3 separate regions of the Homo sapiens genome follow, and regions 1 and 2 are each linked to region 3. Evidence: chromatin contacts called from ENCODE Hi-C data. All regions are on one chromosome and are shown on one strand. Each heading gives the region's core, a stretch centred on a gene start or an enhancer-like site at or near the end of the contact. The rest is flanking DNA. Distances are from core to core; before and after follow the strand shown. Region 1 holds the start of GABPB1-AS1 (GABPB1 antisense RNA 1). Region 2 holds the start of CEP152 (centrosomal protein 152). Region 3 holds the start of SQOR (sulfide quinone oxidoreductase).

What was found. Hi-C counts contacts between places; a loop is a spot of excess contacts on that map. Pooled maps may share reads with other maps.
Region 1: a pooled map shows a loop between it and region 3 (6-fold over the local background). The contact joins the promoter of GABPB1-AS1 here to the promoter of SQOR in region 3. A Hi-C loop is called at or near these places in 10 of 50 pooled maps.
Region 2: a pooled map shows a loop between it and region 3 (8-fold over the local background). The contact joins the promoter of CEP152 here to the promoter of SQOR in region 3. A Hi-C loop is called at or near these places in 10 of 50 pooled maps.

What each region holds. Positions count from the first base shown.
Region 1 is chr15:50,352,166-50,355,481 of GRCh38, forward strand. It overlaps GABPB1-AS1 (GABPB1 antisense RNA 1), which reads left to right and starts at 2,009. Exons shown (of 1, transcript NR_024490.1): 1 at 2,009-3,316. It overlaps GABPB1 (GA binding protein transcription factor subunit beta 1), which reads right to left and starts at 3,033. Exons shown (of 9, transcript NM_016654.5): 1 at 2,820-3,033. It overlaps GABPB1-IT1 (GABPB1 intronic transcript), which reads right to left and starts at 2,714. Exons shown (of 1, transcript NR_026891.1): 1 at 1-2,714. RefSeq lists enhancers at 2,017-2,076, 2,815-3,316 and silencers at 2,207-2,416, 2,427-2,676, 3,257-3,306.
Region 2 is chr15:48,809,302-48,812,468 of GRCh38, forward strand. CEP152 (centrosomal protein 152) reads right to left here and starts at 1,768. Exons shown (of 27, transcript NM_001194998.2): 1 at 1,660-1,768. It overlaps LOC124903487 (a long non-coding RNA gene), which reads left to right and starts at 1,397. Exons shown (of 2, transcript XR_007064626.1): 1 at 1,397-1,506; 2 at 1,630-2,608. RefSeq lists enhancers at 918-1,479, 2,138-2,197 and a silencer at 1,772-1,962.
Region 3 is chr15:45,633,779-45,637,039 of GRCh38, forward strand. SQOR (sulfide quinone oxidoreductase) reads left to right here and starts at 1,251. Exons shown (of 10, transcript NM_021199.4): 1 at 1,251-1,330. RefSeq lists enhancers at 395-1,390, 1,853-1,942, 1,973-2,022 and a silencer at 1,203-1,372.

The DNA of each region.
Region 1 (3,316 bases), core at 759-3,258, 4.7 Mb after region 3:
AATTTCTGAATTTCTGAATTCCTCATGACGTGCACTTTACCTGTTACCTGTTAATATTTCTGGTACTGAGGGGCAAAAGAAAAAAGTAAAAAAAAATTCATGGTACAGGAGATGTGGTCCATTACAATGACACAATGTTATGGGAAAAAACACACTAAAACCAAGCATACTTTTTTTTTTTTTTTTGAGACAGAGTTTCGCTCCTGTTGCCCAAGCTGGAATGCAATGGCGCTATCTTGGCTTATTGCAACCTTTGCCTCTCTGGCTCAAGCGATTCTCCTGCCTCAGCCTCCCGAGTAGCTGGGATTACAAGCGCGCACCACCACGCCCAGCTAATTTTTTGTATTTTTAGTAGAAATGGGGTTTCACCGCGTTAGCCAGGCTGGTCTCAAACTCTTGACCTCAGGTGATCGGCCCGCCTCCACCTCCCCAAGTGCTGGGACTGCAGGCGTGAGCCACTGTGCCTGGCCAAACCAAGTGAACTTAACCAAGATCCAATCTATTTTCGTTTGAACAGCAAACATTAAAAGTACACCTGGTATTTTCTAACAATTACACGAAGAATGACCAGATGCTTCCTGTTGATGGAACAGTAGAGAACTATAGACTGACAGATTCAGACTACAGTTCACAGAAACAACTGGAAACAAACTTAGCTTCCTTTCAAAGCCATTAAAATACGGCCTTAAATTTTTATGCATTAATCAATTAAGTATAATTGTCTCCCAATAAGTATAATTGTCTCCCAACCTAGAAAACCCAGAATGATTCAGAGAGACAAAGAACTCTAAGGATATGTCTCTGCAAACTGTTCGTTTCACCAAAGGATTCACTGCAGAATTAATTTTCTGTAAAATCTGTACCTCCTATAATTTTCAACATGTTCTATCTTTAAAGATAACATTTACACAAGTGTTGATAGCATATGTGGAATTCACGTGTTACTTGTGTAAATCATTATAAATATGTAATAGAATTAAATGTTTTAATCACTTAAGAATATCTTCGAATGTTCCTGAGTCTCCGAGATCATAGGCAGATTATGCAGTCTTCATCTGTGATTTTGTTTAGTCACCTAAATTCCAACTTTTAAAAAAGTTAGAGCCCAGTAAAAAAAGTATGGGAATCAATCTTATTCAGTCTTGTTAAAATGTGTCTTGCATAACAGCTTGATTTGACTTGTATGGTGAAAGCACGGTAAGAATGACACATTTCTGTTTTTTGGTTTTTTTTTTAAAAAAGTATGAGTGTACAGTGGAGTGTTCCAGAGGTTACATGGTGTGCTAACCACAACAGTCTGACGTAGATCTGAGAATCTTCTATTAAACCAGGCATTAAAAAGATTTGCAAAAATGCAAGATGTCACTCTTATCATCTATGTTAACATGTAATGGATTTATTTTTTGTTTTTGGAAAAAAAAAACCAAGAGAAAAGAAAATAAAGTCATCTTTAGTTTCCTTAAATTCAAAGTCTGAGCCTGAAAATGGAAGTATCAAAGCTGATGGTTATACGTCAGTGAGAAAAAAATTTAAACCAAGCTGGGTGGGTCTTTACATGAGATAAACTATCTACAGGAAAGAATGACCACTAACTTCTGCATAATAAATGAGAGTGGATCTTTTAATTCTGAGATGGCAATGTACTTTACAAGGACCATTTACAGACTACATCAAACCTTTTTCTAGATAAAAAACGTACTTCAGTAACTTGCCTGAATTGAGAGAGCAAAACAGTCCGGAGAGAAAACTTAAAATGTTTCCACATTATCAAGCCCCCTTCAGAAGTACTGTGGTCTCGGCCCCTCCTTTGAACAGATGTCCGCTCGCCACAGTCCAATCAGGTTTAAAGCAAGAGTATTTGTACTGAAAACAAGCTTAAAGTGGGAAGACACACACAAAGCAGGCCTGTATCATTCCTTTGGTTTCAGTTTTCACGATGCACCCTTGAGGCTAGGCACGCTGATTCAACACACTTGGAGAGCTTCACCGAAACACACTAAACACACAGTGATGAACTGTGCCCTGGCAGAGATGACCTGGCAAAATTCTCAACTTCTTCCCTGAGGCAGTGCACCCGCAGTTCTCGGCGGCGAAGTCTTTGGGGCAGAAGTCCCGAGCCTTCAGAACGGCAGGCTTCTCCCCCTCAGGACTCCAGTCCCCGCGGCCAAGGCTGTCGCTGCGGGGGCCCCGCGCGGGACTGGCCAGGCTCTTCCATTAACCCTGTCTGGTCCGGCCGATCCCGCCGCGACCCGAGCGCCTCTCGGCCCCGCAGCACAGGGCGCCCAGGACCCGCCACCCTCGCCGCCCGTTCCCCTCTCCGGAGAGCCCGGCGGGGCCGTCAGGCTGCCGAGACAAAGGGTACCGCGGCGCCAGAGGCCGAGGCCCAGCCGCGCCTGCCTTCCTCTTTCTCCCGCCCACTGCCAACCTCCAGTCGCCCGCAGAACCTCCGCTGCCTCGGCGCGACCCCATCGCCACCCCGGGGCTGCCGCTCGGGACCGGCAAGCCGGGTAGCCGCGAGGCGGCCGCGGCATGCTAGGGCCGAGGAGGGGGCGGCGGCCGCCACCATGTCTGCCCGCCCCTCCCAGAAGCAGTGTGCCCAGCGGACAAAGCGCAGCGGCGGCGCGGGCGCCCAGGCCGACCCCGCCGACCCCCGCGGAATAAGCGGGGCCAGGAGCCCCGGAAACCCGGCGCCTTAATGCAATAAACAGGAAATCGCGGGGATGATCTGGGTTCCGGGGGAAGTGGAATTATTTTTTACCAGCGAAGAGATCAACTTCCACATCCGGTGGTAACAGGGCCCTACACAGACCCGCACTGACCTGGAAAAGCTTCGGGAGCGGCGACGGGAAGGCAGCAGGAGGTGGTGCGGGGACCCGAGGCGCCTCGTACCCGGCCGGGCTGACGCGGCCCCGCTACACACAAAGCGCTTCAGCTGCACAGGGCGCTATTTTCCGAAAATGCCGCGTCTGGTCGGCGCCCAAAATCCCCACCGAAAAGTCCCCCGTGCTGCGCGCGGAGGGACACATGGTGTGCGAGTGAGTCAAGCTCCCAGCATCCCTCCCGGACCCGGCCCTCTTCAGCTCATCGCCCGAGGATTTTCCGCCTCTGCCCTCGTCGGCAGATCCTGCTCCTACCCACTCCCTAGCTGTGTTCCCGCGGGGAGAGAGGGGAAAGAGGGTCTGATTTTTTAACGAAGGGAAAGAAAATATGCCATTTCTAGCGCTTCAGCCACACAAAGAAAGCGGCGGAATGATCCGCTCTCGGCGACCGCAAGTCCCGGCTCGCCCGGCGCCTGCGCGGCAGCGGGGGTGGGAGC
Region 2 (3,167 bases), core at 518-3,017, 3.2 Mb after region 3:
AGATCATATCCTAGATGCACCTAAGACATGGTACCAGCCATGAGGAGCTCACTGTCTCTGCTCACCCTCTCTTAGATAGAGCCACTGATATAAACAGTTACAATAACATATTGTAATAAATTCCGTAGTAGATGAAAGTACAAAGCACAAATTACTTTTCCTAAGAAGAAAGGATAGTTTAGAGAAGTTTTACAGAAAAAAAAGAGCTTTTAGATTAGAAATAAATCTTAAAGGACACAATATGGCTATAAGTGGTTCTAAGAATGAGGGCACTCATTCAGACAACCTGGGCTCAATTCTGGCTCTTCTATTTATCAGCAGTGCAATCTTGAGCAAACTGTTTCTGCTTCTACGTTAAAGAAATGGGGGTAAAAATAATACCTACTTCAAAGATTGATTCTGAGGATTCACAAGATACTACATGTAAAGTAATTAGCACTATGTACCAATCAATACATTGTAGTTTTATTACTATTATGACATTATTACTGATGAATAGGAGTCTGCCAGCTACCGAAGAGGTTTAGGGAATAAAGAGGATTCCGCATATCTGAGAAAAGGTGAATGTGCAGCCTATGAGAAATGTCACTTCTAATAATGCAACCTCCTATGGAACAAAAATGCCACCCTCCTTCAAGATGCCCTCCCAAGCCTGTTCCCCCATGGAGCTGGCCACTCCTTTGCACTTTCAGACTGTATTTCTTATGCTTTTCTTATGGCTTCAACTTCAGCTTCTCTTTAGTTGAGTGCATTCACCTGTCTAGGGAGTGCATGTTCATTGTCACGCACTATGAAGGTATAAGGTGATAATAGGCTTAAATCAGACTCAAGTTCATGACTACGATATAGGAAGGGTTATAAACCCCCACAAAAGGGGTTTCTAAGAACTGCACTTGGAGTTGGGAAATTCTACTTACTTGCTGACATAACTCGCCTTCTAGAATGGAAATAGCCAGAGCACATAGCCCGGTTTAGACTTGCAACACCTGGTGGAGACACCTTATTCATTCATTCGACAATTTACCAAGCACTGTTCAAGATTACAAAGTTTAACAGGACACGATGAAGGGAAAGAAAATAGACATATAAACAAATGATCACAACATCTTGTGATCAGTGCTAATAACAGCACTTTGGACAAATTGATTCAAGTTGCCCAGAGGGCGGAGCGAGTAATGCTAATACACAATAAGCATCCACAGGCTGAGCGAATGACCTTGAGGAACTGTTTGGCGTCAGCTACGGCACTACAAACATGACCAAAGCCGCACGGGGCCCAGGATGCCCGGGGCTACTGGCTTCGGGTGCCAGCGTCACTTGTACTCGGTCAACACACGTGCACAGAGCACCTACTGTGAGCCAGGCGTGACGCCAGGGTGACCAAGGCGGGGTCCGCAGAGTAGGGTCTCAGGGCGACCCCAGCAGCCTGGAAACGAGGCGGGCTTCCCATATGTCACTTCTAAGTAGGATATTGGAGGAATGAAGAGGTCTAAATGACACGTTAAGGTAAAAGCTGAGCCCGCAACATGCGGGCAGTCCACCACCGCGGGATTTGGGGAGGGGGCAGGTCAGCCCCCCCAGGAACCCTCAGCCAGCATCCCGAGGACCCCGCAACTCCTCTAACCCCAGGTCCAAGCTCACCCGTGAATCAGAACTTACCGGAGGCCACGGAGGCTGTTACCGCGAGGAAACTCTAGTCCTGGCGGAAGACCAACTTCTAGCAGATCCCCTTACCCTGGCTCTAGTCCACTAGCTCCTTCCTAGTCACAACCGAACTCACGGGGCGGAGGCCCTTAAGGAGCACTCGCATCCTTCAATCGCCGACTAGAAGCTCGCCCGGTGGGCGGAGCCGTGCCAGCTCAGGGCAGAGCGAGGAGGCAGAAGTCTCCGCCTTCCTCAAGCTTGGTTGAGAAGTCCACCTGCAGTTGCAAAGTACGGCTGTTTGAAAGCGGGCGCCAGAGGTGGCGGGAAGCTCCCCCTGTGCGCCCATTGGTGGATTCGAGAGCCAATTACGAGGAAGTCACCCCGGAGTGGGCGGGCTGATCGGTTGCCTAGAGACGCCGAGGCGCTTCACCCGCTACCTTCGGCCAGGGTGCAGCAGTCTTACGGGGACCCCTTGCCCGTTTGGTACCGGAGACTGCAAAGGTGACTCGTGCCTCCTGCGCTTCAGCACACAGAATCCCGCAGATTCCCCACCGAACTCTTGCCTTAGAGGTTTTTTACATTTGCCCTTGTTTTCTAAGGCGCCTGCTTCCCCATTATTTAACAGCCTTAGATATTTTGCTTTGTCTTCTACCTTACTAGGTGCCGCTTTGTTTACATTTTTGCTTCTTTAATTACTGATAAGATGGCACATTTTTCCACGTGTCTATTTACTACTCTAATTTCCTCGGGTGTGAGTGTTCTTGTCACTTAGGTGTATATTATTAACCTGCCCCTAAAGACAGCGCCACCCAGTCCTCAGTAAAGCCCAGTACTGTGTCTATCTTCTCTGGCTGAAAGGGTTCCAGTGAATAATCAAGGAATTGGTGGCGGCAGGTTCACATATCCTTTCAACCCTTTCCCATGTGTACTGGCACGGAGTAAAATGGTTGTTCGAGGCTCTTCATACTGTGGCTGGTTTTCCTTTGCTACTTCACCGTCCGCCCCCATGATGCCTACACTGACCCCTGTAACCCCATAAACTGGTATAGGGTTTGGCAAACAACAGGTAATTTAACCCACTGTAATAGAATGAACGAAATCACAGCCTGAGCTAACAATGGTTCCCAGAGCGCTTTTTTTCTTTCACCTGCTGTGAAAGCTGTTTCTTTCACCTGCATCGCCTCTACCTTCTCCTGCTACTTAGTTTTGAAGACAGACTAGCACCTCCTTTGAAGCCTTTCATGACACACACTCCCTCACTTCGCAAAAATGATCTTTCCTACCTCTGTACACAGTGTATCCTATATATCCTATTATAGTTCTTTTATCTACTGTAAGTTTTTGTGTGTCTTACACTCAGTACAACGTGAATATCTTGAAGTACTCACTTTACTTCTTGGGTGTCTAACATGACCCTGGTAGGCACTCAAAACAATTATGTTAAATGAGTAAATGAATAAATGAACAAATAGATGAAGATTTTGGCAGGGGGGCAGGCAGAAAAAGCAAATAAAAGGCCTTCA
Region 3 (3,261 bases), core at 1-2,500:
TACAGTCTGCGTTTGTATTGTATTGTTCATGATGATTTTGCCATAGATACAGTCAGTCTCTTTGATTAAAGATAGAAAGTATCAGTTGAAAACATTTAAAAAAATAATATTCAAGGCTGGGCATGGTGGCTCACGCCTGTAATCCCAGCACTTTGGGAGGCCCAGGAGGGCAGATCGCTTGAGGCCAGGAGTTTGAGACCAGCTTGGCCAACATGGTGAAACCTCATCTCTACTGAAACATACAAAAATTAGCCGGGCATGGTGGCACACACCTGTAGTCCCAGCTACTCAGGAGGCTGAGACACCAGAATTGGTTGAACCCATGAGGCAGATGTTGCAGTGAGCCGAGATTGCTCTACTCACTGCGCTCCAGCCTGGGCAACACAGTGAGACTCTGTTTCAAAAAACAACAACAACAACTATATATATATATATATATATATATATTCAAAATTCATAAAACCAAATAAGTGTAAAAGAAACTCAAACTTTCAAGGGTTTATTTTTGTTTGTTTTTTTGAAAGCTTCTAGCACTTGCACTTCTCAGGTTATGAGACTTTTGGGACACCCTGTATTTATTGTAAAAAGGGTTACTGAATCTGATATGGTGGAGAACCACTCACTGAGACTTTACATCAACCTGGAAAGAGCCGCCAACTGAAAATGTCCAGTCATGAATATGGGATGGGACACTGTGGAGGCCAGTGGCTGGAAGCCAGCTTACCCCTGCCTGCGCGTTTTGAAGGAAGGGCTCCAGCGCACACCAAAGCTGAACCTCGGTCACCTTCTCTGTGAAATGAGCGCGGGAATACCTGTGTTTCTGGGCAGCTGTGTGAACCCGGTGAGAAGCCCAGGGCACATAGGAGGACCCAGTGGGAACAGCCAGAGCCTCTCTGCACAGCGCCCCGCCTCCGCTTTTGCCTGCCCTGATTACAAAACGCTGTTGGCACCCAGGGGCGGAAGCGTCAGGTGGCCTCGGTGTCCTCCGCCTGTGCGCCCCAGCCTGCGGGGCCGCCCTTCAGGGCGCGCAAGGGGCGAGTCTGTCCAGCCGGCAGCACCCCAGGCCGGATGGACGCTTGTTCCTGGTTCTGTGCCCCGTGAGCGCTCAACGCCCTGGTGTGTTCACTGACCATGGTGCCTGGGCTGCGGCGCCGGGCGGGGCACGGCGGGACTTTTCGGGACCTTTCCTGGGGGGAGCCTCGCTTTCCCCGCCTCCAGCCTCCGCCCGGATGGCAGGCGGGCGGGGCCCCAGTCCAGGCCTTGAGACCCAGAAGGGAGCGAAGGTTTTTGCTGCGCCAACGCAGTGACCGAAGGCTCCGCTCACGCCCGGGTAAGAGGCATCCGCGGCCGATCTTTGGCCCTGGGCCAGCGGAGGGAGACTGGGCGGGGACAGCGACCACCACTGAGGCTGTTTGTTAGCTTAACTCGGTTTCCGCAGCTGGGACTCCGCAGACCCGGTGCGCCGCGCCCCAAACTTTGCTTCCTCAACTCCGGACACCTGCAGCTCTTGCTGCCCTTGTCTGGAACCCGGGTCTTGGGACTCTTGCTTCCTTCTCAGAGTGTCAGAGCCTCAGGGCCGCGGAGAGGCCAACCCGCGAGGGGTGCTTAAAAACCGAAGTATCCGTGGTCTTGGTGTGTGGACGTTTCTGGCGCCTTCCACCTGTTGACTGTCACTCGGCACCGTCCTGGAGCGGGAGTGGGTGCTCGGCGTCCGGGGGCCAGGGATTGACACAGTCATCCACCGACACTGCGCGTGGGACAGAGGGGGCGCTCGAGGGGTCGGCTGCAGCTGAAACCTGAAGGGGAGAGGATTTAGGGCACCTGCTGAACAGGAATTGGTGGAAAGGGAGAAGGGGTCTTCTGGTGGAATCTGGGCTCATTTCCTTTCCTCTTCATCTGTCTCTTTTATTTATCAAAATTCCAACCTGGCTTTTTGCTCAAAGACGCTGAACAGAGCCCCTGGCTTTGCCTGCGCTGCCCATTGCTATAATGCAGGGCTCTGTTCCATTTTTGTGCTGTGCACCCCTTTGGCATTTCTGGGAAGGCTAAAGACTCTCAGAACAATACTTTTTTTTGAGACAGAGTCTTGCTCTGTCGCCCAAGCTGGAGTGCAGTGGCGCGATCTCGGCTCACTGCCACCTCCACCTCCCGGGTTCAAGCGATTCTCCTGCCTCAGCCTGCCGAGTAACTGGGATTACAGGCGCAGCACACCTGGCTAATTTTAGTATTTGTAGTAGAGGCGGGTTTCACCATGTTGCCCAGCTGGTCTCGAACTCCTGGCCTCAAATGATCCGCACACTTCGGCCTTCCAAAGTGCTGGGATTACACGAGTGAGCCACCGCGCTGGACCAGAACAATGCTTTTTTAAAGGTATAAAACAAAAGGAAGAGTATTATAAAGGAAACCAATTGCAAAACACATGTCAAAACATTAAAAGAATTTATGATATGGTAATATATATGTCTTTAAAAAACGAATGCGTTATTTAATAACAAGGTTATTAAATAACAAGATCTAGCAGTGGATTAAATAGTTACCATAATTTTGAAGTAGTAAAGAACATAAACAATTATTTCAAGATATAGGTAATACTTGTAATATAAGAAAATATCTGTAATTTCTTTCTTCTTTTTTTTTTTTTTTTGAGACGGAGTCTCACTCTGTCACCAGGCTGGAGTGCAGTGGCGCGATCTCGGTTCAATGCAACCTCCGCCTGCTGGGTTCAAGTGATTCTCCTGCCTCAGCCTCCCGAGTAGATGGGACTACAGGTGTGTGCCACCACACCCAGCTAATTTTTGTATTTTTAGTAGAGACAGGATTTCACCATATTGTCCAGGATGGTCTCGATCTCTTGACCTTGTGATACGCCCACCTTGGACTCCCAAAGTTCTGGGATTACAGGCATGAGCCACTGCGCACGGCCAATATCTGTGATTTCTATTGGTGACAAAGTCTTAGTATTGCCAATACTGCTGTGGTTTGTTGGCTACATACATAATTGAAGTAAATGTTAAATTTCAGTTAGATACTAGAGAAATAAAAGATGTAAATATTAAATATCCGTAAAAATAAAGATGTAAAATACTTTTCCATCTAAGTTTTTGGGTCCAGGTTAAGATCCTCTGATAGTAGAAAGGGCACTGACCCAATGACTTGGCTTCTGGGCTTGACACTTCCATTGACATTTCCAAGGCCCATTGTAACCTTGGCTTTTTTTTTTTTTTGAGACATGGTCTTGCTGTGTCGCCTAAGCTGGAGTAC